2 separate regions of the Homo sapiens genome follow, and region 1 is linked to region 2. A link is a loop called in an ENCODE intact Hi-C map of the cell type or tissue named here. Cell type or tissue: PC-3. All regions are shown on one strand. Each heading gives the region's core, and the rest is flanking DNA. Links, peaks and the distances in the headings are about the cores only. Region 1 overlaps LOC105370784 (a long non-coding RNA gene). Region 2 has its middle 11 kb from the start of THBS1.

Evidence for each region. A loop is a pair of places that touch in the nucleus more often than their neighbours do. Peaks named below come from ENCODE experiments on the same cell type or tissue, not always from the same donor. Only the 100,000 strongest peaks of a DNase experiment are listed, where the experiment ranks them.
Region 1: a loop joins it to region 2, with 3.0 times the contacts of the local background. A loop is called at or near these places in 13 of 110 quality-filtered maps.

The regions. Positions count from the first base shown.
Region 1 is chr15:39,503,329-39,519,458 of GRCh38, forward strand. It overlaps LOC105370784 (a long non-coding RNA gene), which reads right to left. Exons shown (of 3, transcript XR_001751505.1): 2 at 10,471-10,853; 3 at 9,078-9,311. Among named protein-coding and RNA genes, the nearest start is that of THBS1, 70 kb to the right of the region's middle. In PC-3, for the core only: no CTCF peak of the experiment used is centred there; a DNase peak (open chromatin) is centred at 8,183; H3K4me3 peaks cover 472 bases.
Region 2 is chr15:39,561,763-39,577,892 of GRCh38, forward strand. No RefSeq gene overlaps it. Among named protein-coding and RNA genes, the nearest start is that of THBS1, 11 kb to the right of the region's middle. In PC-3, for the core only: no CTCF peak of the experiment used is centred there; no DNase peak of the experiment used is centred there.

The sequences.
Region 1 (16,130 bases), core at 4,967-12,966, 61 kb before region 2:
CACTTTCTTCACAAGGCAGCAGGAGCGAGTAATACAAGCAGGTGAAATGCCGGACACTTATAAAACCATGAGATCTCGTGAGAGCTCCTTCATTATCACGAGAACAGCACAGGGGAAACCGCCCCCATGATCCAGTCACTTCCCTCCCTCAACAGGTGGGAATTATAATTCGAGATGAGATTTGAGTGGGGACACAGAGCCAAACCATATTAGAGAGAAATGCGGCATATTCCCCAGGCTGGCCTACTCGACTTCTTTCAAACATACTGGCAATGAGCTGAGAAAGCCCTGAGCATAGGGGCTTATGGATTTGTCTCTCATTGTTAATATTCTTGCTTTGGGGAGGAACCCAAATGGCAAGCAAGTGTGGCTTCCCAAAACAGCCAGGTTTGGGACGCTCTGATTGTGGGCCCATTCATTCATTCATTCATTAGTTCATTCTACAGACGTCACTTGACTGCCCATTACATGCCAGGCCCTGTCTAGGCAGGGGTGTGACAGAGACAAGTTAAATGTCAGTGGTTCTTGTCCTCAGGGAAGTCAGAGTCCAGAAACCAGAAGAGATGACTGACCATTTGGTGGGCCTGCAATAAAGGCAGATCATCTGCATTAACAGCTGAAAAAGTGCCACTAGGTTTGTCAAAATGGAAGTTTAAAAATAAATACATAAAAGGTTGGCCCCTCGGTCTGGCTGGCAGACATCAACCTATTGACAGCAGGCAAGAATGAAGAAAAATCAGCTAATTTTGCTTTTTTATTGCCAAAATTAAATGTAAGTGGGAAAGAAAACTTGCCACAAAAGCATTATAAAAATCTGGCCTTCAAAAAATAGTCTGTAATTAATTAGGCCACGGTCCTCCCAGAGGTTGATTGTACTAAATAACAAAACATGTCTCTCATGCTCTCAATTCAAAAAAGTAGGCCTGGTGCAATAGAAGACTGCGAGCTCAGGGAAGTGGGCAGAGAACTTCAAGTAATCAATAATTGCTAATATTTCCTGGGGGTTTACCATGTGCCTGGTACTATTCTAAGCAGTATTCTACATAGTAACTCATTAATCTTCACAGCTGCCGTATAAAATGGTACTGCTACCAGCCTCATTTTACAGAGGAAGAAACAGGCACACAAAGGCTAGGTAACATGCTGATGGTCACACAGCTAGTTCATGGCAGAGCTATGGATTGAGCTGAGTCTGTGCAAAGGGCCCTGATAGCCTGGCTTTCCCTGTAGCTCCAAAGGGGGATGTCTGTGATTTTGGCAGCATAAACTAGTGATGTAGCAGGAATTTTAGACCAGAAAGCTTGAGCTTGGATCCTGATTCTACCACTCAGTGGTGTATGATTTTTGGTAAGTTATTTCACTTCTTGAGTCACTGTGTCCTCATTTGTCAAAAAGTACTAGCAATCACTTTTAAGATTGTCATGAGGATTAAATGAGATAAAAATGAAATCTACACGGAATTCCTTGCCTAGGAGGGAGCAGTTTTGCCTGACCATGATGTTTGTTCCATACCTGTGAGTTTCAATTATAGTTCATCCAAGAAGTCACATGTTATCCAGAGATGCTTCAAAGCTGTGACGATTCACACATTAGCAGGTCTGATTCATCTGCATCCCATGGTAAAAGCCAGTTTCCTAATTTTCCAGACCTTCTGTTCAACTCAGAATTATTTACTTTAAAATACCAGAAAGTACAGTCATTAATTTAACCAAGGAGATTAGCAGCTTGTATCACTACAATTGTAGAGAAATTTGAAGAGTTCTGGATTGTATAAGATGACTGAGCCCTCTTATTAGCAACAGAAGTCTCATCCTAATCCAAACAATGACCAAATACCATGGAGGTGAAAAAGGGTTCACAAGGAACTGATATTGTATGCATACGTGCATTCACAGTAGAAAAAGGTATTCGCATTTTCACAGAGCTTTAGGACTGGGAACAGCTACATAGAAGTCCTAAAGATCCCCTAATGCAAATATCTCCCTAATGTTTGCAGTGGTTAGATGAAATGTGAGCTGAGGATCCTTCACCTTAATATTCTATGATTCTTTAATAAAGCATATTGATTTCTTATAAACATCTTCAGTGCTCATTTCTACACCCTGCTCTATGCTTGGTGCTCAGTCAGTATCAAACTGATGAATTCTGAGACTTTCCAAACAGACTACAGGTAATTAAGTTGGGTTCTATACAGTTCAAAGTATTAAAACTCTAAAATAATACTCAAAATCAATGTGTGCCTTTTACTGGAGAGAAGGTATACAATTTTCACTATCTCCCCATGGGGTTTGTAAACAGACCCCAAAAAATACATGTATTAAAAACTGGGTTTCTATAGATAGACTGGCCAAATTGTGCTAGTGCAGGCCACCTTTTTAGAATCAGCATATAATGCTTATGTGGAAAATAAAATAAACTCTGATATATTTGCAAATAACAAACTTCAGCTGCCTAGAGCAGAAAAATTTGGAGTTTGCTACTGAGTTGGGAACACAAATGAGCAGCATGCACACACCAACATGAAATACAAGGTTCTGCTATATATCTCTTGGCTTTTGTATTTCTAACATGAATATTCATAGCTCATTCTTTGATTGCTCTTCCATTTATTCAGAGCCACACTATTTTATACCTAACTATAGGGATATTAAATATCAGAAAAACAATATAATAAAGAGACAACAGATTTTGTGTCAGACACACCTGGGTTCGAATTTGAATTCACATGTTATTACCTAGATGCCTTGGACAAGTCATTCAGCATCCCTGAGCTTCAGCATCCTCACCTAGAAAGTACAGGTATTAATGCAAACCACATAGAGTTTCTCTGAGGACAAATGAAATAATGTACAGAACATACCTAAAACATTGCCAAGGATGTAGTAGATACTCCATAAATACTTGTTGAAATGAAGCTAGGAAAGAATGTTCTTATCTTATTGAAAACCACTGAAAGCAGATTAAGACCTACAAGGATTATTCAGCAACAACTACAATGATATTTTTGTCTTGAAGTCTGGAGGGAAGGATTTCAACAGATACCACAGTCTAGTGGGTGATACAAACATCCATTCATTCATTCAAAAGTATTCACTGAGTGTCACTATATGCCAGGGATACGATGAGGAATAGACAAACATTAATGAATATATAAATAAATGTAAGAATGAAACTGACAAGGGCTCAAAAGAAAGATTCTTGACACAAGAGTCTGTAATATGGAGGAGTCACAGGGGCATGGAGATAGGGACACTTGGCCTGAGATCTGAATGACAAGTGAGTGGATTCCAGTAAGAAAAGTGGGGAGCAAGAGAATTCCAGGCTGGTGATTTCAGTCATGATGGAGAGGAGATAGGGCAATGGCTAGAGATGAGCAGTCAAGTTAGAGTATTAGCATTATTGTTACTGGAAGTTTTGAATGAAATACCAAAGCAACAGATAGAACATGCCAAACATAAGGCAAGTGATCAAAGGAGGTATTCTTAAACCAGTTGCATAACCTTTTTATAATTCTTCACCCGTCGTGAGACACTAAACAGGTCAGGGGTTATTGGAGATGAGGTGTTTTGGAGACAGCTGTTGGTATGCTATGCACCCTACCCCACTCCAAGAGACAAAGCATGGGAGGTTTCCTTTCTGTAGGTTTGTTCATCACCTCAAACCTACAGAAAGGAGTTTCCCAAAGCAACTTGGAAAGCTTCATCTGAGACCCCCTAATGTTCAGGGAATAGTGAGGACTGGTGTTTAACCCAGCTGGGTGGCTGACCAGATGCTCTGATGGGACAGCAAATGTATTGTTGCTGCTGCAGTGAGATCAGCCTCTGCTCAAGAGAAGATCCAGAGAGGCAGAGTCCAGACCAGTCTAAGGCTCCAATATTGAGCCACCTCCCACAGAAGGAAGCTGAAGACACCAACTGAGCCCCCTCTGATTACAAAAGCCTTACTAGCCACTCTAGCCTCTAGTGACCATCCATTCTGCACTTCCCTCCAGGACCAGAAAAGAACAAAAAATGATAGCATTTCATCAATACCATCTAAAGCCACTTTGAACATTTGTGAGGTTAAAATCACGGCAAAACAGTTACCCATGAGCAAAAAGATAGGACTATGATGGTATGGACAGAGACATTAGAGATATTTAAAGTTCTAGTTTTTCTGGGTTTTTTTTTCCTCTTTGGTAATGTTGTGGTGGCTGTTTTTGTTTGTTTGTTTGTTTGTTTTGAACGGCTACCAGGAAAAGGAGTTTTATTAACACAGTTTATTTGTACATAGGATAAAGTCAAAGGGAATTATAATGGTAGGAGACAGAGAATACTCCACAGCAGGGAAAACTCAAAAATTACCCTTGCTTTTGTGACTTGAAGTTGCTTACCACCTGTGTCATTGGGAAAGTATGTCTGCATCTCAAGAATAGCTCATATGTGATCTCCTCACCATTATTATGATAATGTAGCATTAATTCAGCATTTACCATGTGCCAGTCATTGTATGAGGCCTTGGTATATGGTTTCTTAAAAATTGTTGTTAAGGCAAAGACAACTCTTCTCCCTCCTGCCTTTCTTCTCAGCACCATTTTTGTTTGATGCCACACTTGTGACATTTGGAACTCGCAGAGGTCCTGCCTTCAAAGAAAAAGCTCTCCTGGCTCCTCTTCAGAGAAGGCCATTCTCACACAGGGCTCACCTGTGAGGCTGTGGGACCAAGAGCTCCCTGAGTCCACAAACCAGACCTGCCTTTGCGGCCACTCCTGTTGGGGTTGTGGGTTAATTGCTGCACTGTGTTTTGGTGCCGATTTTAAGGCATATTTTTATATACACATTTTCTCAAAAGTGCAAATTTGGTGTCAGGTTTTATATATAGGTCACCATAATTTGTATTATGTCCCCTCATTCAAGGAAGGTGTCTGTTAAACTTGTTAATAAAAACAGAAAGAAATGGTTTTTTTTAAAGTTTTGTGGTTGTTGTCATCGTGAAGCAGTACCAGTATTCAAAGGCCAGATTTGTCTGGTTTTACAGTTCATGCTCTTAAACACAAGACCATTCAAGTTCCAGAGTCATATTCGTGAACAGTTTACACATTGGTTAAAATTTATGAGCAAGTTTCTCCCCAATTGCCCTTCATTCTCTCTCACACACACACACACACACACACACACACACACCACTACACACCACTGACCCTCACTCTTTCTCCCTGCCCAGGGAGACAATTAATGCCATCATCACATTGCTCAGGGAGCCCAGGCTGAATCTAACGGTGGGAAGCTTCCTACTGCCCTCTGACGTCTCCTGTCTCTTTCACAGACTCTTCTCCCTTTGTCCAGCCCATGAGTGTGTTTGGTTCTTGGAATTCCATCTCTGGCCCAGTCTTCTTCCTACCCTACATGCTTTCCTCCCCACCCTTAGCTTCCACCCACACGCAACCCTTTGCTCACACCACCCCCATCCGTGACTCCAGGCAAGATCTTGCTCCTGACCTCAGGCTGTGTAACTACAGCTGCTTCCTTCCCTGTGGCCACCTCGGCCTAGCCACTGGATTGTGAGGTCCTCAAAGATGAGAACCACGCCTCACTCAGCTTCACGCATCCTGCATTTCATATATTTTTAAATATAATATATAAACATGTAAGTGAATGAATAAGTGGGTTCAATTACTGTCTGTTTCATGAATAACAAGTTAAGGTAAAAAGAGAAAGAAAAACTTTAAAAGGAGAAGCCATACGTAGCTTTGTCTTCTCACCTAAGATAGAATGTGCTAGAGTGGATTCCACGAGATAGAACAGGTGTGCTAGACAGTGGCATGGGCAAGTATGCTTGCCAAATACTAGATTTTAAAAATAATTAAGCGGGACATTTTGATCCTCTAATATACATTACTACAGTTCAAATATTCAAAATATATACATAAAATCAGGTATCACTTAATAACAGGGATACCTTCTGAGAAATGTGTCATTAGGTGATTTTGTCCTATGTGAACATCAGAGTGCACTTACACAAACCTAGATGATAGAGCCTACTACACAACTAGGCTAGATGGTGTAGCCTATCGCTCCTAGATTACAAACCTGCTCTGCATGTTACTGTACTGAATACTGTAGGCAACTGTAGCACAATGGTAAGCACTTGTGTATCTAAACATATTTAAAAGTAGAGAAAGTACAGTAAAAATAAGATATCATAATCTTATGGGACCACTGTTGCATATACAGCCCATCATTGATGAAAATGTAGTTATGTGCCACGTGACTATATTTTACATTTTTCAGCACTTGTTAAATGTATTTGATTACATTTCTGTTTGGGTTTGTTTGTTTATTTAGTACACATTCACTGTTCTGCAGACTGAGATTCTATAGTTAACCAATTGGGAGAACTACGCCCTGGAATATAGGATCCTTGATTAGTCACTGCTCATAAGAAAATAATTTTTAAAACAACAACAACAAAAACCCTTCAAAATTGACACAATGGTTGTATTCAGAGCTTTTAACCTTTTCTAAGAACAAATCAGTGGATCTATGCAGACACAAAAGAGACTGAGACTTGGCCTCCCGGGAACCACACCCCAGAGGGCGGGGGATCTGGACGTGGCCACACTTCAGGTCGCTCGGGTTTTCTATCCATCAGGCCACCACTGGCAACTCACTTGCTATGATGAATACCGCTTTCTTCCTGCAGCCGCAAGTCAGTGACATTTTGGTCATGAAACCCACATGCACTGGCTCTAAACTGCAGCGCCTCTCTGGGGTCTGGGGGTGGAGGGTGACTCCTCATGCTACAGCAGCTGCAGGAAGCGCTGGGTGACATCACCTCCCCCTAAGCCAAGAAGGTCAGGCCCAGAGCAGCCATCTTTGGACAGAAAACACACAAATAATCCACCTCTTTCCACCCTGGAGAATGAGCTCACAACTGCGGGGGGCCCAGCTCTGTATGCATGCCAGGTGATGTCAGGGTGAGTGTCCTGGCATCCTGACACTCTGCAGGTGCTCCATTCATGGACACCCCACAGTCCACACCAGATGGCAGCGTGGGAGAGGGACATCAGCTCTAGACCTTCCCTCACTTCTAGTTATAAGCCTTTGGGGGACTGACTCGCCCATTTTCTTGGACTGTGTTATATGAATGTTGGGCCAATCATAATGGGATAGATACTGGGGTAGGGTGGGGATGGAGAAGGGCTTCTCTAGAGGTTTCTGTACAAATAAAATTCCTGGCAATAAGCTCTCACTTCTATCATCAACTGCTATTCTCTGGGTCATGGAAAATCCTGCATGGTTGGTCACACAGGGGGATGGAGTGGAAAAGTTGAAAGAGAACTGATTGGCTCTCGGAAAGGTGAACAGAGCTATAATAGAATGGAAGAGAAGCCCACACAACAAGTTGGACAACCTGACACCTAACCTGGGCTTCCCGATTCCGGACTTTGCTTTGTCCAAAGCCAAGTGGCAAAGAGAGTTCAAAATTACCCTGTATTTTGATTCCATGAAAAATGAGATTTTTTGTTGTTGTTCAATTGCTGATACACTTGGCCTTACTATACCCTGCTTTCTCATCGCAAATAGAAAATGGGCATGAATATAAATAGTGTGTTTCTTTGAATCCCTCAAAAGAAAAGTTTCCAGTTTGACACCCACATTTAAATTGCCTATAATTTCCTCATTGGAATCTTTGAAGCCCAAGGCCTTTCTGTGTCAGGAGGTGACTGTTGATCTGCCTGACAGATGACGTGTCGGGGACACTCACATGGTTACCTTAGAAAGATGTACCCTTAAAAGGAAGAAGTCCCATCAAGCATTGACTCCAGCATTTAATCTCATGCCGGAAGCTGACTGAGGTGGCTATTTAAGGAAGGAAAGGAGACAAGGAAGACAGGAGGGAGAGAAAGCAGGACAAATGGAAAGAGGAAATGGAGAGATGGTATGGGGAAAGGGAAAAGAAAGGAAGGGAAGCATGGAGGGAGGAAGAGATGGAAGGAAGGAGGAAAAGGGGGAAGAAAACTTGAGCTAATGAGGAGCCCATTGGATTCTGTAAATAAACCACAGAAACAATGAAGCCTGGTTCTTCTGAAAAGGGTTCCCACTTTCCCCAACTTCATCCTGGTTCAACCAGCCTCAAGACTGAGGCGACTCAGGCAGCTCTCAGCGGCTTCAGCCTGCAGTCCCAGTGGGCTGTGAGTCACGGGCTGCGCTGCAAGCAGGCTGCTCTGAGAGAGCCCTGGAGAGCTGGCCGTGGGTGTTCAGACCATTCCTGCTGCTGGTCAGGAACGTCCCTTCAGGAAGTTCGTTCACTCCAAGGTCGTTCTCTTTAGGATTTAATGAACAAGCCACAAAAATGAAGGGGACCCAAGGTTTGAATCCTGAAGCCCCAAACAATATGCCAGCCAGTTTATTTTTCCTCTTGGAGCTTAGCACATCCTTCAGGAAACTGCAGAAAAGAGTGACCTCGTCGTGAAGGTTCCTGCCTGTAAAAGACACAGTCCTTTCATGGCACACAGATGCCTCTGGCAGGGCAGAGGAAAATGCTTCAACTTCGACAAAAGAGGCATCTCTACCTGCTGTCAACAGCTGGCTCCTGGCAGAACTGGGAAGGTCCAGGGACAAGAATCTGAATCCTACATCCTCAGCCTACTGGGGCCAACAGCACCTTTGCCTCTCAGCACCCATCAATCACAGCCCTCCACCAGCTCATCCTCGATGAGTTGTCCCTAAGCAGTTCAGCCCCATAGCCTTCTCTTGGGATGACTCCAGGCTTTCCCCACACTTCTGTCATTACCAAGCTGAACAAAACAGCTCCTCTCCTGGAATTCATCCAGCTGCCGACTTGCGAGGGTACATGAGCAGCTGTTGTTACAGTGGAGAGAAGAGGGTGTGGGCTTTAGAGTCAGACAGCCAGGGCTCGAATTCCAGTTCTGCAATTACTTGCTGGTGACCTTGGGAAAGTAACTTAACTTCTCTGAGACTCAACTTTCCTATGCTAGAAGTCATGATAATAATAGTAGGGTCGTTATGAGGATTGCATGTGTCATCTCTCTGAGAGCAGAGAAACTGTCTATTTATTAGTGTTTAACCCACATAAAGCATTGAGTAAATATTTATTGAATACATGCAAAATGCTTCACACAGTGTTTAGCACATAGACGACTGCAATGAATGGATAGTATTATCTTCCTTCTCTTTATTTTCTGCCTCTCTCAATGCTTCCCATGGAGGAGCTTATTTTGACCCTTGTGTCAGTCAGGGTCCCAGCAGGAAACAGATGTTGTGTTCCAAATGGGGAGATCTTCATGAAGGAGCCATCTGCAGGGGTGGCTGAGAGAACCAACAGGGAGAGTTAAGCATCCCACAAGTAGCCACAGCAGAAAGGTGCCAACTCTCCTCTCCCTGGAGGGTCAAGCAGGGAGCTGCTACCAGAGCCCTAAGTGAGAGAGCTATAGCTGTGAGGCCAGCTGCAGAGGATCCAAACCCTTCAGGGAACAGCAGAGCAGGGAGGGAAAAGGGGAAATTAACACCCAAGCCTTCCTCTCCTCCCACTCTATGATCTCTTGCTGCTGCCTCCCAATGGCCAAGCCCAATATCCACTGATGAGATCCTTGTAAATCAGCTTCCACAGAGCAGCCCAGAGAAGGGTAGGCTGGATCTAGCAGTGCAAATGGAGAAAATCTAGCACAGCCATTAAATCTCCAAGGATTTATGTGAATAGTCATCTTTCCTCATCTACATAGGTTCTTCTGCAGATTTACACTACAAAAGACAATATCTTCTCAAAAAAAGCTGAGATCAACAGGAGACTTTAGATTCAAAGATGATATGAACCACAATTTCACCTTGTACGTCTTCCTGTTGGGGGAATCTAAACAACTGGAGCACAGCTGTTCCATGGAGCTGGTTCCACAGCTGTATCACACCTTTGCTGCCCTTTCTCATACTACAAATTTTTACATGTAAAATCTAGAAATGGACATATTTCCATGCCTTGAAAACAATAGAAGGTGAATCCAGGCATGAATAACCTATAGGTAATTTTCTATGTTTGCAATATATGGGTATTTTTAAATACATAATAATTAAAATCTACTGACACTTTCCTGTCATCTTTGTATTGCATATTGTGTTTGTAAGAAGAAATTCTAGGCTTGAAGAGCTAAATAAGTCCACTGCTAAAGTGCTGGCATATTGGTGGCAGGGGATAAGCCAGATAGCAATTGGAAGCCAGTTCTGCAGAGGCCCCCTGGTCTTTGAAGGTTGGCATTCACTTTCCCAACACTGCACAGGTTGGGTGGACATCCTGCTAACTGGCATTCAGCCCTACTACCCAACAGCTGCCAAGAGGCCCAACGCCTTCACTGGATGTGGAACTCAGTGCTGGTATCTGAACACTAGCCCTCTAGAGGGTCAGCTTCATCTGTTAAGTGTATGCAAAAATGTATAAAGCAAGACGATAACCATGTTAAAATGAAAGCATACTCACAGTGAGGCATGGTTAGTTCTTCATGGACTCTGCTTCAATCTAGTTACCTGGCCCTGAGAAAATGGCTGTATTTAGAAATGGATGGAAGAAATGAAGGTGTTGATGAGGATAGCCAAGAATTTTGGAGCATTTCTTTTGTTCTAGACACTACACTAACTGACTCACATAGGTTAACTCAACCCCATGGCCCCCTACCCCGCCTCGCAAATAAGCATATGTTGTAGATTTTCCTTTAGAGATGAGGAACACAAAGCCAAGTGATATTAAGTTACTTGCCTAAGATAACAAAGCTGATGAGTGGAAGAGCTGGGATTGAAAATCAAGCAGTCTAACTCCAGATTGTACTTTTAACCACCAGACGATTCTGCCTCTGATTATGTTCCCTAAATATTCAGAGAGAGAGAGAGAAAAAAATTGGAAGAACATGTATTTTTCAACTTAAAAGCAGCTTGCTTCAGAGAGTGAGATAATAAGTGAATGTTTCTCTCTACTTTCTACTTTTTTGCTCTTTATTTTATTTAGGAGTCAATATATTAATTTCATAATGGAAAACATAAACTTCATGTCAAAAACCTATTTGAGGAATCTGGTTCTGTTATGAAAGTATGAGTCCCCTATAGCCTAGACCTCTTGCAGATGACAACTGCAAACCCTACACAGAATAGAAGCCAAGAATAGGCCAACACATATATAGTCAACTGATTTTCATTTAAGGTGCTAAGGCAATTTAATGAGGAAAGAATAGCCTTTCCAACACATGCTACCAAATCAATTACCTATCCATAAAGGAATAAATGAATATTGACCCCTAACTCTCTTCATATACAAAAAGGAATTTGAAATGGATCACAGACTTCCATGCAAAATATAAAATTACAAAACTTCTAAAAAAGATAAAGGAGAAAAGTTTTGTAACCTTGGAGTGGGCAAACTTTTCTTAGGAAGAAAGTAAAAATAATGGAGCATTTATTAGAAATGTTGTTTGCTCAATGCTACTTCATCACAATTAAACACTTTTATTCTGTGAAAAATACCATTAAGAAAACAGACAGGCAAGCCACTGCCTAGGAGAAAATATCCAAAGGACTTGTAACCAAAATGTATAGAGAACCCTTACAACTCAATAATTACTTACAATTATTGAACTAGACAAACAACCTATTTTCTTTAATGGGCGATGAAAGTTGAACAGACACTTCAAAAGAGTATCTATCAAGGGCTAAAATCATATATAAAGATGTTTAACATCATTGGTCATCAGGGAAATGTAAGTGAAAACCACAGTGAAATATCACTCCACATCCATCAGAAAGATTTAAATTAAAAAGACCAACCATACTAAGCGTTGGCAATGATGCAGAGCAAGCAGAACTTGTATACACTACTGGTGGAAATAGCAAATGATACAAATTTTTTGGAAAAGTGTTTTGTAGATTCTAAAGCTAAACATAAACCTACCATACAATGTTTGGAATGACCCAGCAATTCTACACCAAGTAAATAAAAACACATGTTCACATAAAGACTCATACATGAATATTCACAGCCACTTTATCTGTAACAGACAAAAACTGGAAACAACCTAAATGTCCATCAATAGGTGATTAGATAAACAAATTGTGATATATCTATACAATAGTACTCAGAAAACAGAGCAGACTGTTGATACAACAATATGGATGAATCTCAAAATCATTATTTTGTGTAAACAAATACAAAACCCCCTGAAAATAGAATACATATTGTATTATTCCATTTACATATTTATATAAAAATCTAAAAAATGCAAACTAGTATGTAGTGGCAAAGAGTAGATCATTTGTTGCCTGGAAATGAAGGTGGAGGGAAAGATGGATTACAAAGAAGCATGAGGGATCTTTTCAGAAAAATGGAAATCTTTGTTATATTGGTTATAGTGATGGTTTCATGAGCATATACATTCATCATAGCTCATCAAATTGAATTAAATATATGCAGTTTGTTGTATATCTTCAAAGTTGCTTTCAAAAAAACCTTTTCTGCTGAGATCCTTGTCTTAGCAACTAGACAGCAGCTGTAGCCTCAGCACCCCGCACCCTAGTTTGCTCTTCCCCAAAAAGCAACCATTGGGTTTATCATGGCAGTTCTGACTCACCATTCTGGGAAGCCGCCTTTTCCTTCTCTGTCTTGCAACCCTTCACCTTTCATCTGTATAGCCCTTTGATTTTTTTTTTCAAAGCTTTTACTGCACTGTAGTCACATGCATGCATTTAACTTATAAGAATGCAAGTATACACACACGAGGTAATAAAGAAAAGCAATTACAGCCTGTACAAGAAAGAGAAACAATGGGTGGTTCCATCTACCATTTCATTCCAAGAGTTTGAGAAGGGTGATGTGACCGCTTTTCCTCCGGCTGGTTCCATTGCTCCTATGTCTCCTATGTCATTTTAGGAGAATCTCATCATGTGAAGTAAAATTCTACTGGTGTTTGTTTGTTTGGTGAGAGGGTGTCACTCTGTTACCCAGGCTGGAGAGTAGTGGCACAATCATATCTCGCTGTAACCTCGCACTCCTGGGCTCAAGCAATCCTCCCACCTGAGCCTCCCTGGTAGCTAGGACTATAGATGCACACCATCAAACCTGGCTTCTACTGTTTAAAAGACACCTTTTTTGGTACAACAGAGCCTCTAAATGCAAATCAAGTGGTTCATCTGTTGTGGTTGTTGTTCACTTTTTAGATTTTTTTTCTTACCTTTGCTGATAATTGCATTTCATAATCACATCAACTTTAAGTTGTGTTGAATTTGTGTTGCTCTCAGTTATATTAAATCCTACTTTTTGATAAGCCATTTTATTTATTAAGTTTGTTGCATGAATGATGAAACAATGAACACAGGAGCAAGAAAAGAAAGCAACATGGGTGAAACTTAGGTTCAGTTTTATTTCCAGTTTAACCATGCTTCCTTAAATGGAAATGCTAATATATCCCTTTTTAAAATTTTAGGTTCAGGGGCACAGGTGCAGGTTTGCTATATAGGTAATTGTGTTTCAAAAAGGTTTTAGTGTACACATTATTTCATTACCTAGGTAATAAGCATAGTACCCAGTAGCTTTCCCGTGCTTCATTTTATACTCAACTGAAGAAACAATGATCTGTCCAGAAATGGAAAAATGTTGATTGTATTGGACTTATCAGGAAAAAGAATGTTCATCTCCTACATGGACTCTTAACAATTCATGAGGATAATTTTACTATACTTGATTATCATCATAGGTGATGATTTTAGAACCCCCATGTAAGATCAAATTTACTACATCTTTTGGGGTTTTCAGAATAGCCCCATAAGGTGGCCAGAGAAAATATTATCCACACTTGACAGAGGAGGAAACAGGGCCTCAGGGAGATTGTGACTTGCTAGTTACACAGCTAATAAGGGACGTCCCCCTTTCAAGAACTCAGGTCTTCAGACCGCAAGTCTAGTATTCCTTGAACCATATCACCACCTCCACATGTTGCCATTTTGCTTATCAGACAAAGGCATTATTATGGCCTGGATTTGCCCTGAGTCCCATGGAGAATTCTCACAGTGAAGATAACTTATTTTCACAATGGAAGCCAAAACTGCTGCTAACAACTCTTGGCTCTTTCTTCTCTTAACTAAAAAAGGAAAATGTGTTAAACCAAATGTGGCAGTTTTGTCACTCTTACCCCCTAATCATAATCAAAATTTACTTTAATTGACAACCAAGCTGTCAGTTATCCAAGCTTCCAGAAGAACGGACACAGATAAGGCCAAATTATGATATATTCCACAAACTCAGAGGAACCAACATCCTGGAGGTAGTCCCCATTCAGCCCAGAGGCAAGGGAAAGGGTCGAGTACATATCTAAACCACCGTGAGCTAGGCACTCCCCACCCATCTGCATACACTTTGTCATCTTTGCAACTACAGCGTTTAACAAGGGCTGGGAGATTTCAACTAAAACAGACAGAATGAACTTTCTTTTAGGGATCTTAGAACATTTTGCATGGATAGGTGGAGAATTTGAATAAAATGACCTATAGGGATAACTGTCTTTCTAAAGGTCTAAAAACAAACTGTCCCCAGTTCATTAACCAACATATTTATTGCCACTAGAAATCAATTTTCAAAGAGTGGTAAAAATGACAGGGACTGTAGCCACTGCCCAAAACCCGACTGACAGGGTCTCAGCACTAAATCAAGTAAAATTTAATAAGTGTCACTGTCCCAGGTGTGACAGCTAGGATAGAAATCATTCCATGTCTGGCCCAGACAGGAGGCTAAGGGACTAGTTACCCTGGGCAGTTAGGAGGCATACACTTGAGGGAAGAGGAAGTTATGCTTTCTATAGGGACATGTTTCCTATCCTTAATGAGTTTCCCTCCTATAAGAAGACACACAAGTTTAGGATAATAAAATTTACCCATACAACTTTACAAATTTGGCAGCAATCTCCATTACCCTGGCTGAGGCTGAAGGGTTAACCTAAGCTGCCATGTTTGGGGAACCAATGTTTGTGCTCACTCTTTCTCTCACTAAACTCAGTTGCAGCACAGAGGAAGGCTCCAAGAATCAGGGAAGATCAGGGATCCTGAGCTCTCATAGGGCAGTCATAAATGTAATGATTGACTGTTAAGAGGGATGCACAGCACTGATGCTAATGTCCTTTGTTTGGTTGTGTATGCATTTCAGAGTGAGAAGCGAAGCCCAATCACATTATAATCTGGGCAGTTTAGGTTCTTGTTTACCAGCCCTCATCCAATAGGCACCAGCTGGAGGCTTGGTATGTGGATTTTGTTTAGTTGCATTGTTGTCTTTTTATATCAAAGGAATCCTTCTATTACCCCAATTTCCTCCCTTCTGGTCCAGTAGCAAACCAGGACCATAACAGACAGGTTCCTAATGCTCTGCAGATGAAGGGATGTCAGGAAAATAAACAAATTTGCTCTCTTCTGTTGCATTCCTTTCCTTAAGGGAAGAAACTAAAAGAAGATGACTTAGAACTAAACACAGAAGTTTTCCAACAACACCTATCTTGCCAGCTCCTGCCGAGATCACTAGCTTTAAAAGTGCTCTTCGGGCCTGAGTTCAGGATGGCTCTTAAGCAACTCTGTCTCTGTGCAGAGCTGCCATTGCATTTCTTCAGCTGTTTTCCAGTTGCCTGAAAGAAGCACCCACTTGCCTGGGCCAGGAACGAGGAGCACAGAGAAACACAGAGTAGAACTGTTTCTTCCTCCAGAGTGTTTTTTTGAAAAAAAAAAAAAAAAAAAAGCCTTCCCCAGAGCATAGTCTACTTCTCTACTTGATGTCTCACAGAGCATTGGATGCAGAAGTTTGGGGATGGTTCTCTGAATAGGGGTGATTTGCACCAGGTTTGAACCACTGGAAGCCATACCCTTAGAAAGGGTAGATCCAAGAAGGTTTAACACCAAGAACTGCAGACACTGGCAGAAGTCATTCAGGGAAGAGTCATGTAGACAAACATGTTGTTTTCTCCAAAGCATAAAGCGCTCAGTATATAGATGGAGAAGGTGAGGCACAAGTACAGCCCAGTGATTATCCAAGGTGTTCATGATGGTGTCAGTCCTACAGCCAAGACAAGACTATGTGCCTTCTATGCTACCAGAACACATTAACTCTTGGGCATCGTGTCC
Region 2 (16,130 bases), core at 7,135-15,134:
AAATTTGGGTAATCTATGGTCTAGAAAAGACACTGCCTTTTATAACATTGAATAATAACAAAATGGCCATATATTCAATAAATACTAAGTAATTACTAAATAATTCAGCCTGGTAAACCATTTTTAATTGTGTCAAAAGCCAAAGGTATCATTCAATCTTTCCTCATTTGAGATGTATTGCATTTCTTATATGTGATGGTTAATTTTAGGTATAAACCTGACTGGATTAATGGATACTCAGGTGCTTGGTAAAATAATATTTCTGAGTATGTCTGTGAGGGTGTTTCTGAGAGATTAGCATTTGAATCAGAGGACTGAGTGAGGAAGATTGCCCTCACCAAGAAGGGTGAGCATCATCCAATCCATCAAGGGCCAAAGTAGAATAAAAAGGCAGAGAAAGGGCGAATTTGCCCTCCTGGATCTGGGACATCCACCTTCTCCTGCCCGCAGACATCAGAACTCCAGGTTCTGGGGCTTTAGGACTCAGGGATTTACACCAGTGCCTCCCACCCCCCAGATTCTCAAGCCGTTAACCTCGGACTGAGAATTATACCATCATCTCCCCCAGTTTTCAGGCCTTTAGACTCAGACTGAATTATACCTTTAGCTTCCCTGGTTCTCCAGCTTCCACCTGGAATATCATGAGACTTCCCAGCCTCCAGAATAACATGAGTCAAAGCTCATGTACCCCGCTCTTAGAGAGAAAGAGAAATTCTATTGGTTCTGCTTCTCTGGAGAACCCTGTCTAATACAATATACAAGGCAACTCTTTACTGTGAGGAAAATGGAGTCATTCAATCCTCACCATCCCAAACAGAACAGGCTCTTCCACCACAGCCTCTATCAGGCCCTTGTCGGCAGGCCTGGGGCATGAAATCACATAAAGTGGACTCTGGATGGAGAAGGCATTCAGGAACCAGTGCACCGGTCTGCAGTGTGCAATAACCTCACTCATGTGCCCCTATACCTCCATTTTCTACCTCTCTCTAATAAGAACATGAGGGATTGCTTTTAATACACAGATTAGCATTTGGGCCATTCATATAAACATACAACAATCCTGTCAACAGTATTATAGTTGGTGTCCTATAGTTGTGCCTCCTCTAACCTGTGAATTAGCAATAGATCATCCTATCCAGAGGCTTGGTCTGTGTGCTTCTTCTAAAGGTATCAAAATAAAGAAGTTGTTTCTTCTTTTCTCTGCTCCATAATCAATATACAACACAAAGCTTCATTCATGCATAGTTTGAGCTAGGTCATAGCATGACCATGTCCTAGAACTTACTTTCTGCCTTCCGATATCCATAGTAAATAGCCAAAATATGTACTCAATACATCCATTTTTAAAACTAGTCAATTTAAGATAAGAAATATCACAAATGGGTTTTTGGCATTATAAGATAAAAAGATCAATTGATTGAAAGTCTCGTTCCTTAAGATTGAATTTAATTGGTTTGATTGACATCATTTATCCACAGTCCATAAACCAAAGTTATCCATCATCATTGATGAACGGCATTTGAAAACTATCATCAAATTAGTTGCTTAGAAATGCCAAGATGCCACCTTAGACAAGGAAGGCCTCTGGCAAAATATATTCATGTGCTGCCTAATGACTTTTGTCCACCATGGACTGCATATATGACAGTAGACTCATAAGATTATAATACTGTATTTTATTGTATCTCCTCTAAGATTAGATATGTTTAGCTACACAAATACTTACCATTGTGTTACAATTTCCTACAATATTCAGTACAGTAACATGCTGTACTTGTTTGTAGCTCAGGAACAATAGGCTATACCATATAGCCTAGGCATGTAATAGCCTATACCATCCAGGTGTGTGTAAGTTCACTCTATGATGTTCACACAAAGATGAAATCGCCTAAGGAAGGACACAACTCTCAGAACGTATCTGGACTGTAGGAGAACAACAATCTGATTATCAGATCTTCAAAACGTGGGCAGCCTTACAAGATTCAGAGTTTAACTGATAAGCATGTAATTTGCAATTTCCTAACCCTGGAATTTGTCAAGATAATGTTATAATAGTCCCTTATAGAACTAATAGACTCTTCCAATAAGTAGATGCTGCTTTGTGAATTCAGTCCTATCGTGAGACTTCTGAATTGGGATCTTGGAATCTCATTAGCCTCAGAATCCTAAATTTATAATAAAGATGCATAGAGGCATAGTGAGTAGCATTTGGAAGATGCTCTTAATTCTCAGTTCTCCAGTTTGTCTTAATCTTTTTATATAAACTCCTCTAATCCTCAACCTGGCTTCTGCCTGTGCAAAAGTCAATATATGAGTTAGTTACTACTCCCCAGTGAAAGACGATAACATTTTAGGAGTGATACTTTATGTATATTTAGCATTTGTCATCCCTAAACTTCAGTTATAGAAATTCTCGCATGAATCCCCAAAATATGTCAGTGAACTAACAGTCTGTAAACATACAATCATGGCATTTAATATCGTATTAGCTACACAGAAAAATAAGGTATTTTATAGCACATGCTCAAGAGATTTCACTATTGACATTAAAATCTCCAATGGAAATACTCCTTGGAATTGAGGATATATTGCAGTAGTGGTAAAAAATATTAATATTTGTTGAGAACTCACCATAGCCCTGGCATTCTGCTAAATATTGGATATCCTTTTCTCATTTAAACCTCACTGCTATCCTAGGAAGTAGAAACTATTATTACCCCTATTTTACCAGAAGCAAATTGAATCAAGAGAGTAACTGTTTTACCCAAAATCATCAGCAGGAATGTTGCCAAACAATGGCCTCACTGCCTAAGGTACACAGAAGTCAGTACTATGGCACCAGCTTTTGAGAAAAGAAAGGGCTTTATTGCAAGTCAACTGCCAAGGAGACAGGAGCCAACACTCAAATCTGTCTTCCTGAACAAGGGTTTGAGAGCAGGTTTTCCAGGCAAACAGCAACAATGCAAGGGACAGGAAAATGAAACAAGGCATGATCTGATTGGATCATGCAAAGAAGTCACGCCAGGTCTTTGGTTAAGTCCATACGGCAGCAAAACAGGGCACCCCTTGCTTCTTAATTTGGCCCTTGCTCCTTGATCCAAGCACTTGGGTTCCACACATCATTGACTTTTTTATTCCAGCTGGCTCCAGGGTCCTGAATCAGGTACCCTTAGTTCATTTGGGCATGCTCAGGTAATGTGACCAGCAACCTGGGGGTCCCTTGCACTGAAAAACTCATCATTTTGTTACTGACAACGTTGAATTGGTTCTGCCATTACAGAATGACAAATTAACAGGAACTGCAGTGATCTACATGAGGTGTTGGTATCTTGGGCTAGGTCATAACAATGGAAATAGAAATGAGTGGATCTGGGGTCACTTTGCAGGCAACAGCAGCTGCTGATAGACTGAGTGTAGCAGGTGGAGAAGCAGCAGCAATCGGGGTGGCTGCTAGGATTCTGCTTGAGTAGTTGCCCTGATGGCATTTATGTATATGAGAGAGAAGTAGGTTGATGCGTGTTCCCAAGAGGAGAATAAAACACATTGTAGTCATGATCTACAAATTAAACATACAATTATACACACAGACACATGTATCTATACATATTTAAAACATGATCCTAGAGAAGGATGTTTTTTCTCTTGCTGTTTTTCATACTGTCCTATCATGGGAGACCCACAATTAGGACTCTGAAGACAGCTGTTTGCTTGGGGTTTTGCTAATGCTTCGGTGTATCAAAGTAAGGCACACACTCCTGAGGAGAAATCTGGCATGGAAACATCCTTAAATGCCACCCTACCCCTCATGGTTTATATAAGCCTTAGCTACAGCATTGTCTAGAAATGGCTATTCTTTGTCTTTTCTTTGGAACACATTTCTCACTTCAAATGCAACTACCCTTTGCCAGCCCAGGATTTTCCCAATACTGAACGGGTGCCCATCTTCAAGGACAATTCCAAATGTGTGCCCCTGCCTTTGGAACAATGAAGAGGGTTTCGCTCATTGTTTTTCTTGTCTTATCTGCATCCAGAAATTTCTGGCTTGTGCCATTTTAATTTTATATACTTTTACTTTATTTCATTTGAATTTTAGAAAATAATGAGTATTTAAGAGAATAAGTGTTTGAATTTAAACAACTAGGAGTAGGATTACTGCATGTAGAGCCTGGGATTGCCATTTGAAGTCATTAACCAGCCTGAGACCAACCTTTCCAGCATGCCTGCAGGGATGTCTTCCCGGGTTCTGATACATCGCACATTGTGTGACTCCCAAGCAAGCTCTTGGCCACTCAAAGAAAAACCACTGAATCAAAGGAGATGGCATATGAGTCATTTCATCAATTACTTATTTCACATAGATTTAAAACTATGTCTTGCTGAGCTCAACTTGACTGCATGTTTGAATAGTGAAAGACATTGTGTGAAAAAGAAAAGGGGCAAATCTAATCACAGGCACAAATACCCTTCTAGAACCACATTTTAGATAAGAGTGTCCCGCAGAGGCCGGGTGCGGTGGCTTACGCCTGTAATCCCAGCACTTTGGGAGGCCAAGGCAGCCGGATCACGAGGTCAGGAGATCGAGACCATCCTGGCTAACATGGTGAAACCCCGTCTCTACTAAAAAATACAAAAAATTAGCAGGGTGTGGTGGCGGGCGCCTGTAGTCCCAGCTACTAGGGAGGCTAAGGCAGGAGAATGGAGTGAACCCAGGAGGTTGCAGTGAGCTGAGATCGCGCCACTGCACTCCAGCCTGGGTGACAGAGTGAGACTCCGTCTCAAAAAATAAATAAATAAATAAATAAGAGTGTCCCGCAGAACAACAGTTCCTTGGGATATTAACAGGTATTCTCTCTTTTTTTTGCAAATTTTATTTCTTTTAAAAAATTATTGTAGGCACATAGTAGGTGTATATATTTATGGAGTACATGAGATGTTTTGAAACAGGCATGCAATGTAAAATAAGCATACCATGGCAACTGGGTTATCCGTCCCCTCAAGCGTTTATCCGTTGAGTGCAAACAATTCAGTTACACTCCATACATTATTTTAAAATGTACAGTTAAGTTATTGACTATATTCACCCGTTGTCTTATTCATTCTTTCTATTTTGTGTACCCATTAACCATTTCCACCCATTCCCAGCCCCCCACTTAACAGCGTACTCCAAAAGGGGAAAAATGATCTGTGGTCACGTGAGTAATGCTAGGTTAAGTAAATTTGAACAGGTTTCTTTACTATAGACTTCTCTAGATCTTTTTGTTGTTGATGCTTTTTTGTTTTGTTTTGTTTTGTTTTGTTTGAGATGGAGTCTTGCTCTGTTACCCAGGCTGGAGTGCAGTGGTGCAATCTCAGCTCACTGCAACCTCCACCTCCCAGGTTCAAGTGATTCTCCTGCCTCAGCCTCTCAAGTAGTAGTTGAGATTACAGGTCCGCACCATCATGCCTGGCTAATTTTTGTATTTTTAGTAGAGATGGGGTTTCACCATGTTGGCCAAGCTGTTCTCAAACTCCTCAGGTGATCCACCTGCCTCAGCCTCCCAAAGTGCTAGGATTACAGGCATGAGCTACCGCGCCCGGCCGACTTCTCCAGATCTTTAATGTGATGCTAATAGGTTCTGTATCTCCAAGAAAGGAGAGAGGGCATTTAACTGTTTCCCAAACTTATTTAATCACAGAAAGCTATTTTTGAGAATGTTTTGTGGCACATATTTTGAGAATCTCAATTCCAAAGGAAAGAAAAACATAAATAAGGGCTTAATTGAAAGGACAACCTCATTTAAAAGTTGACATAGAGGCCATTATTTGGGTCACAGAAAACTAAGGCCTGAGATTTGTCATGGAGTTCATGTCCCCATTTGGTCACTAAGATAGAGACTTGTCATTGTAATGGCTGCTCAGCACTGGTGAACACCCGCCATGAACTGACCCAAACCAGTGTGGCCACACATGAGGCGAGGCATGCCCGTTATCACACTACCAAATACGGAAACCAAGTCTTAAACCAATTTTTTGCTCCATATACAGACATTTACTTTACAATTGCTTATTAACAATTCATACAACACGTTTGGTTAGCTCAAAGAAGTCCCATTTTCTGTCCTTTTAGGGGCTCTCAGCACCACCTTGACTGAAACATTTTCTCAAGGCAGACATGGCAACATGCCCGAGGCAGGATTCTGGAAGGTTCCTAGGCCATGCCGGGCAACTTGGAATTCTCCAACTAAGTGGGTGGACACTGGGCCAGTTAGCGATCAAGTCTCAGGCACTATCCCTAAGAAAAAGGCTGCAGTCTTTGCTGGAGCCTTATACCCTCTTCATTAAAAACAGGAAGGGCTCTAATATTTTAGCCAATCGAGGTAGCAGTATTAGTTTGTGAGGGACCACAGGCTGGTAACAATAGAAATTTATTTTCCCAGAGTGCTGGAGGCTGGAATGCTAAGATCCAGGTGTTGGCAGGCTTGGTTTCTCCTGAGGTCTCTCCCCTTGTTTTGCAGATGGTCATCTTCTCACTGAGTCCTCACATGGCCTTTTCTCTGTACATGCACATCCCTGGTGTCCCTGAGTGTCCAAATCCCCTCATCTTATAAGGACTTCAGTCAGATTGGATTAGGGCCACAATAATGGCCTCATTTTAATGTAATCACCTCTTCAAAAATCCTATCTTTAAATATAGTCACATTCTGAGGTACTGGCGCTTAGGGCTTAAACATATGAATTGGTAGCAGGGACACAATTCAGCCCATACCAGTATCCTAAATATTGTTTTTTTTATTATAATGATATCCCATATCTAATGTTCATTTTGCTAATTAATGTCACTAGTTTCCACAGTGAAAACTCCTTTCGGATATTCACTATGCTAATTAGCAAAGTCTCATACACTTCTCTTCTTTTTTAATATAATTTCAACTTTTCTTTTAGATGTGGGGGTTCACGTGCAGGTTTGTTACCTGGGTATATTGTGTGACGCTGAGGTTTGAGGTATGAATGAATCCATCACTGAGATAGGGAGCATAGTACCCAATAGGTCGTTTTTCAGTCCCTTACTCCCCTCCTTCTCTTCCCCCGCTAGTAGTACCCAGTGCCTATTGTTGCCATCTCTATGTCCATGTGTACCAAATATTTAGCCCCCACTTATAAGTGAGAATATGTGGTATATGGTTTTCTGTTCCTGCATTAATTCACTCAGAATATCAGCCTCCAGCTGCATTCATGTTGCTGCAAAGGACATGATTTTGTTCCTTTTCATGGTTGCATAGTATTCTATGGTATATGTGTACCACATTTTCTTTATCCAATCCACCATTGATGGGCACCTAGATTGGTTCCATGTCTTTGCTATTGTCTCACTCACTTCCTTACATCACTAGCTCCATAATCAGTCAGGTGCAAGGGCATCTGATTGACTGAGCCTAATAGCAAGGGAGGCTGGTGAAGTATGTTTTTGGCTTTTATCCTGGGAGGAAAGGACTCATATAATTGGGCTCTTTTTTGCAGTATCTGTATTTCTTTGCATATTTCAGCATAGACAATGTGATATCATCTGTATGCCAGCTTCAATGCTAAGGGCAGCCAATTACCTTAATAGAGAATGTACACTGGAGGGTTGCTTACGTAGCAACACTCAGGAGACTTCAACAAATGCTCCGTTTATACCTATAAACTGAGTAGTGTCCTCATAGGATCAGCGTTGGATGGGGTTTGGCCAAATGTCATTATTTCAACTGGTTCTCTGTCTTTTGGAGATTCTGTGTTACCTCACAGATAATTCTTGTAATAAATCCCTTTTCTGCTTAAACTAGCCAGAATTCATCTTTGCAGCCAAGACACCTGATACAGTTACCAATCCTTAGATTTTCAGAAAGCATATGCAAGATATGTTATGGTATAGTGATCTCCTCTCTCATAAAACCAGGGAATCACAGGTTGACCAGCTGACCTGCCTAATTTAGACATCTCTATACCTATAGCAGGGAGAATTAGAGAGTCATATCATGTTGGAACTAGAAGGGACTGTAGCAATCATCTAACACAGATGAAGAAATAGTCCTAGAGAGAAAAGATTGCTCCAGGCCACATCCATTTTTATCCCTACCCCCAAAAGGATGTTTTAAAATAACCCCTGTAACAATCCTCAGCCTGGAGAGAACAATTTTCCATTTCTGTTTAAACCCATATCCCAAGGTGGCGGAGACAACATCAGGAAAAAGCTGCACAGCCAGGTCTTCATTAAAGACACGCTGGAGCCCAGGTGGGCTTGCAGAGTGACCTATCCCCCAGACTCGGCAGTGAGTCACTACAGGGTCAGTTCAGCATGTTTTTCTCTGTTTCAGACTACAGTTCAGCTAGGCTTTAGGTCGGCATCTTTTTAGGTTGCTAGGGAGGCCTCTCTGGTAGGGGTATGGAGAGGAAAACAAGATCTCCCAGCCTAACCAGACCAGGCTAGACAGGAGAGAGGCGCTGCTGTTTGGTTGTGGGTGTCATCCAGGGTAATTCACTTTTCTGTGTTTGCCACCCAGTCATATCTATGGTTGTAGGTTTGTTGTTGTTATTGTTGTTTTCCTTTGAGTTTTTTTTGTGTGTTAAAACCTAAACTGTTCAAAGAAAATGCATGCTGTTCTCATCCCTCAACCAAGCATGTTTTCTCAATTAGACGCATTTTCACAGAGAATTAGTCTTAAAACCCCTGTGAGCTTAAAAATAGATTAAGAACTATTTCTTAAGCTCCCTTTCTTTGGAATTTAAAGTGTTTTTGAGTGGAGTTTTTTTGGGGGGTGGAGGAGAGGAAGTTTAGCGTAATTAAGTAGATCAAGAAAAAAAAGAAAATCATTTAACTATTTCTTATATGATCCTCAGGCTTTGAGGTTCACTCATGTAAATAAAGCTCATCATGGATATTAATTCATTCATTCCTATACTCCTTCATTCACAACAGACTGTGTATCTATCAGGTTCAAGGCACTGTGCTAAAAGAAATATACAGGAAGAAGCCCGGAGCATTTAAAAGCAGGATGTTGACAAACACACACATTGAAGATACTATGATTTGAGCTTCTGACATCTGGACTAATTAAAGCTGAGGAAATTGGCATCTATTTGGCAAAATGGCCAACAAAGAAGACACCAGGCAGAACAACCCACAGAAAATTTCATCAGCCAGGAAATTAGAATTCACTCTCCCCATCCAAAGAGAAAGTTAATTACTGGCTTTGGTGGATTGCATTCCTGGCTCTGCACTATTATCTTAACACAGAAGGCAAGAGAAGGCAAGAAGGGGCTGAAAGAGCCATCCTTCCAAAATATACTTGGGAGAATTAAAACACCGATGTTCTTCTCTGGGGCCCTTGTGACTGGTCAGATCCTCTTGCCCAGATCATAAGAGGGCTTAGTGGAAACAAAAATGGTGGTTGTGAATGTGAACACTATTAAATGGTCTTTCTTCTGTATCCAAAGGTCTAAGCCTTTCTGAATGGAGTCTTTCAAGACTCAGCTCAGACACTACCTTTTCAAGGAAACCTTTTGTGACCTCTCTGCCCTCAACCCCACACACACAACCATGCCAGCTAGACCATAGATCTTCCTTAGCATTTCCACACATCTGCATTACCCCTCATGGCCCAGCCTCATTATCAGCATCCCTCATGAGGCTGGTGGACACTTGGGGTGTCTCTGGCACATTGTAAACCCTTCATAAATGATTTCTGAAGGACTGTAATACATAGTTTATACAATTTTCAGCATACGAATTTAAGGGAAAGCATAAAAGAAAAATACCCATGGTGTACATTTAAATAATAATAATACATAAAGGAAATTTCACATATTTAAACAGACAAAGACTGACTTATACTAGAAGAGAAATAATGACCTATCCCACAGGGTATATGTAACACCATACGTTTTCCAAACTGCTAAAAGAGAGGTAGTTTGCCTAAAGTTAACTCCCAACTCTACTCACTTAAAGGTGGAGGGTCCATTTATTCTTAACAGTGAGGAGCATTTCAGAATAGAATGTTCTCACACACACACACACTGAAGGCACATAATTTGAGCTACTGAAACCTTGAACTCGTTAAAGCTTAGTTGTTGGAATGCATACTCCTAACTTTGCAAGATTATTACACTTAGAGAACATCTGAGATTGCAGTTAAATAAAACTTAGGTTTGTCTGAAAAATTAATTAGTGTACATAATTATTCTGCCACATAAAGCAAGGTATCAGATGTAAGCAATTCATGTATGTTATTTTAATAATTAGCACCACTAAGTTATGTTCCTTTTCCACCTCTGGCTTAATTTATTCTCTAATATGTGTACAAGTGTCTGGTCTACTGTGTTCCCCACACCATTAATGCCAACCACACACACGTAAGCACAGGCAGCAAAAGATTAAAATCCTGCGCACCCTGTTTCGCCTGCCTCTTCACACTCCTGCCTCTACTATGGCCCCGGGTGGTGCTCCCCAGTACTCCCAAGCTCTCTGCCTCCTCATTCTCTCTCTTTTCCCCTACTTCCAGGGGAGGATTCACATCGGATGGGACTGAAACGTATACAATTTAGGGTTTCTTATTTTCAAAAAATAATATTAAATTATTAATTCTACTGGGTGCGGTGGCTCACGCCTGTAATCCCAGCACTTTGGGAGGCCGAGGCAGGCGGATCATAAGGTCGGAAGTTCTAGATCAGCCTGACCAACATGGTGAAACCCTGTCTCTACTAAAAATACAAAAAATTAGCCAAGTATGGTGGCACACACCTGTAATCCCAGCTACTCAGGCAGGAGAATTCCTTGAACCCGGGAGGCGGAGGTTATAGTGAGCTGAGATTGCACCACTGCACTCCAGCCTGGGAGACAAAGCGAGACTCCATCTCAAAAAAAATTGTTTTAAAATTAGGTAGAAATAAATATTTATTTAAAAAGAGAAGTTTCATCAAACTAAAACACAAAGTAACAAATATCACAAAATCTAAGGGAAAAAAATCTCAAAATAAATGTATTAGATAGTTCTTTGTGTAGCACTGGTCCACGGACTGCCTTCTGACTATGCCATGTATATTTCAAACCTTGTCTCTCCTGTATGACCCACATGCATCCAGGGGAAGCCACTGTAGGTTGACATGACCATCATGATAAGACCTCTAGCACTACATCTTCAGGTCAGGACAGCAGGTGGGCGATAGGAAGATGAATGGAAGCCATTCCAACACAAGGAGGGCTAGCCGTTACCTCACACAGTGACTGCAAACCACACAGATATATCTTCACAACCTGTCCCCTGAGCCAGATCCAAAAATTGCCTGTAGTCACTCTAACTCTCTAACAGAGAAGTGTGACTGAGGCAAGTTAAAATGGAAAAGTCAGAGGATGTAAGCAGTTGTAGCTAACATGTCTTACTTGTGCAAATGTTGCCAAACATGACCACATGAACGCATCACTAGGGCCTCTCTAGGGCCTGGGAAGGAACCCAGGCATGTGAGGGACCCTGACACCTAAGCCTCTACAGCTTCTTGGTAATCCCACCTCTGCCTTCCTCCCACACATCTTCCCATGGATTCCAGTCCCCAAGCTTCTGGGTCCAGCAAGGCAATGAGGCTCAAGGCACTGAGCGCCATGCCTTAGGGCAGGATGGACAAACTGGCAAAGGAAACAGGAAGAGTAAATCACACAGATGCCCTCTGCCTTCAAGTCTTGGGACAAAGAGGGATGGAGGGAGGGATTAGAGTTCTGAGCAAAGACAGGACTTTGAACTCAAGCAAGTGGACACTAGCTCATTGAATAACCATGAGCTAAGTGCTTCACACGGATTACTGCTTTCATCCTCACTACCACCCTAAGGAAAAGGAGAGAGGGAAGGAGAAGAGAAAGAAAAAGAGGAAGGAGAAAGGTAAGAGAAAGGATGATGATGAAAAGGAGGAGGAAGAAGGAGAACATGGAGAAGAAGAATGTAAAAAAGAAGAAGGAAGACAGAAAGAAGAGGGGTAGGAGGAGGGGAATAAGAAGGGGGAGGAAGAGACACAGAGGAAGAAGAGAAAGAAGAGAAAGAGATCAAGTGAAAGAGAAAAAGGGAAGGGGAGGGAAAAGAGCAAAGAAGAAAACGTAAGCTGATAGAGAGAGATAAAAGAAAAAAGAGAAAGTTTACTCGTGAACTCCTCTTCCCTAGGAAGCAGCAGTGTTTATCTTTGCTGTCATAATAAAATTAAAAGCTTTTTTTCAGACTATACACTCATCCTCTTAAATTAGAAAGAGTGACAATTTCTTTTGGCTCAGTTCTGCAAAATGCAAGTTGTCATGATCTCACCTCTTAAAAAAAGGAAAAAGGGAAAAAAGCAACCTCCCAAGAGATGGCTATCACTTCAAGCGAATGCCCAGCGGGCCAGCCATTTGGTTGCTGTCCATGTTTTCCAGTGGCATGTGAGCCTTTCACCCAGACCACAATCCCATGCCAAGCTCCATGTCATGTTCAATCTTCAAAATCTTTTGTACAATTCCAACACTTTCCAGCAAGAGTTGATTTTCTTTATGTTTGCTTGTCTTTTAACTGACTGACACTCATAATTTTCTTCCAAGGAAAAAAGAATAGCAGAAAACTTGAAAATATCACCTAATCTGTACTGCACATGTTAAGACTGTTCAGAAAAGTTGAAAAATTATAATTCGCAAATGGGTGGCTTGAAGTACCAGTTGAACCTCAGAAAAATTAAATTCTTTAGGAGGAATGCCTTTAATTAGAATCAGAAGTAGACTCTGTCATGGAAGTCCTGGAAACTCCATTATTTCACAGATTTGCAGACTCATAGACTTTCTTATTTATTGTCAGAAACTTCTGGAAGTCTCTCAATGAATCTCCAAGTTACTGGGTGAGACCACACCTAGCCCAGGATTCCAGATGAACTGCCTAGTCCATATTATTGGTGAAGACACCCAGGAAATATTTCACAACCTATCTCAGTAACATTCCAATGTGTTACAATCCTCGCTTTTAGGAAATCCTTCATTATTTCCAAAGATACTGCTACTGCTCTACATCCTTTGTGAAAATAACAAGATCAAAACCTTTATAATCTCAAAAAAAAAAAAAAAAAAAAAAACAGGAAAAGAATTAAGGAACATTCTCTCTTCTTTTTTTTTTTTTTTTTTTTTTTTGGAAATGGAGTCCCATCCTGTAGCCCGGGCCAGAGTGCAATGGCGTGAGCTCAGCTCTCTGCAGCCTCCGCCTTCCGGGTTCAAGCGATTCTCATACTCAGCCTCATGAGTAGCTGGGATTACAGGCACCCGCCACCATGCCTGGCTAGTTTTTGTATTTTTAGCAGAGACAGGGTTTCACCATGTTGGCCAGCCTAGTCTCAAACTCCTGACTTCAAGTGATCCACCTGCCTTGGCCTTCCAAAGTGCTGGGATTACAGGTGTGAGCCACTGCGCCCAGCCCACATTCTCTTCTTCTGCAAACTAACATGTCTATACCTTTTTCAGTCCTTTAATGACCTGTGTGGACCCTGTACATAACAACGTGCTCTGTGGGCCCCTCCGTTGTGGGTCGAACAATTAAACACCTCACTCTGGTTGGTGCCAGCCAGATGAGTTGATGAAACCTGAGAGGCCAGATTGCTTCCAGTTCTGTAAAACCTGTTTGAGAATTAAAAGAGATGCTCCATCATGTCCTAGGCTGAGTAAATATGAAGGAACAGTGTAATTCTATGGCAACTGACAATCCCAACAGTAAGCCAACACAGCACCACCCCCAGGAGCAACAGCAAGTGTTTGAGTGGGTTCAAAAGAGAGTTGGGGAACTAGGGGGATTGGGGCTGCACGTGACGAGGAGAAAGGGTGTGGGATAACATGGGTTGGCCTTGGTTGATAGGCTATGTCCAGTCTCTGCTGCCTCTGTCTCTCCTTCCTCCTCCTTACCTCACTCTTGAGCCCCCCACCTTTCTCTGTCTCCCTATCTGAAACACATACCCTGCTCTTAATTGGGAAACTAGTAAACATTTCTGCTGATTTTAATCCTGAAACATCATTGAGACCATATGAAATGAGTCTTAAGGATCAGAACCATATGAAGGGAAGGACTGTGGGCTGGCAGCCGGCGCACCTGTGCTGTCTTCTGGACTTCCACCACCAACAGTCTCCAGGACCTGTTTCAAGTTGCTTCACCTCTTTGAACCGACTTCATCTATTAACTGAGTGGTTGAACTAGATGGCTCTTTCTGGCTTAAAAATTCTGTGATTTCATTTCTGGAGGAATTTCAAGCATGGGTAGAGAGAGAAGAAACTGAGAGGCAAGAGGTATGGTTTGGACTCATCAAATTAAATCACAGGTGACTTTCCAGTCCCCCCACCACCCCGATCTGTAAGGCTGCCTTTGGGTGCGTGGCCTTCCTGCAAAATGGCAAACACTTGAAAAAGCTTCCACGCTGAAACCCAAACCAGACCATATTTAGGATGCCCCATAAGGTGGCATTTTTTACTAAGATGATAAAGGATAAACATTGGTGGAGCCAGAGAGGCTGCTCCCAAATACAGTCCTCCCCATCAGCAACACTGCAGTAGCCTGCACCTATCGTCCAGAGTATGAAAAAGACTTTTGCCAAAGACGGCTTTTGGGGATTTATCATTATTACATGTTAAGAGCCTGTTCTCCATGTCCTCACCTTCCTACCTTGCTAATCTTCCCCATTTCCATCTTTCGGCCCAGTGTGAGACCTCACCATCTCCTTTTCCCATCTTCTTTCCTCCATACCCTTGGTTTCCTAGCAGGTCAATGCCCCTGCCCCTTCACTGGAATCCATCCATCCTGGTTATTCTTTTCTTTATGAACCTGCTGGACTACATCTCAAAGTTACCCAAAAGAGGGATACAAAGACACAATAAAATCGGAAATAACGCTCACCCTTACCAGCCTGCAGTTAAGAGTGTGTGGAACTAGGGTGGCTGCAGGCAAAGAGATAGGGGGAAGGGCTGCCTCATGCCATGGGCAGGACAGTAAATGGTGCAAATTTTCTGGAAAGCATCTTAGTAATATAGGTGAAGAGCCTTTACAATGTGTTTATCCTATGACCTATCCTTACTTCTCTTATTCTAAAGGAATAAGAAGAGGTTTAATCAAAGCATGAGTGAAAAGGCCATCCAAACACAGGGAAAGGGGCCGTTATGATGTCTACGGTTCTAAGAAATAGAAAACAACAACTTGGCTTAAATAATAAGCACATAACCAAAGAAATCTAGAAGTAGGATTCCCTTAAGAGTTGAGAGATTTAGCAGCTCAAAAATGTGACCTGACATACGAGTTCTTTCTATGCTTTTGTTCTTCCTCCTCCAACACTGGTTTCACACTAAACTTGGCTCCCCAGTGGCCAATAGCACCAAACAGCACTTATCGGCATTCTTGTTGGTATCCAAAAGAGATGGAGAAAGCCTGATTTCACATGGCTCTTCCTTAAAAGCAACAAAGGACTTTTCCCGGAAGCCTTCAGCAAACCTCGTCAGATTTGAATCACATGCCAATTCCTAAATCAGTCACTGGCAGGGAAGTGGGAAAAAGGGGAGGAGGTGTTTACCCTTAACCAATATGCCTACCCCTGCCCACTGAGATCAATTCCATAAAAGTATTGCTTCAGTTCTTTGAAGAGGAGTACAATGTTTGTGAGTCACTCACCACATTTACCCACCAAGAGCTAAGGGATAACTGAGTAAAATGGTAGAGCTGGTAGGAAAATGGTGAGTAGTCCCGTCCTTCTGTGCCATAATTGACTTGTACACAAAGAGATTTGGAAATTTAAACATAAGAACTCTCTCTTCCCAAGCCCAGGGCTTTGGGCACTTCAAGTCTGGTCCTTGCCTGGGCACAGTGGCTCACGCCTGTAATCTCAGCAATTTGGGAAGCCAAGGAGGGTGGATCACCTGAGGTGATGAGTTTGAGACCAGCCTGGCCAACATGGCGAAACCCCAACTCTACTAAAAAATACAAAAATTAGTTGGATGTAGTGGCACACGCCTGGAATCCCAGCTACTCAGGAGGCTGAGGCAGGAAAATCGCTTGAATCTGGGAGGCAAAAGTTGCAGTGAGCTGAGATTGTACCACTGCACTCCAGCCTGGGAGACAGAGCAAGACTCCATCCCACCCCCCACCAAA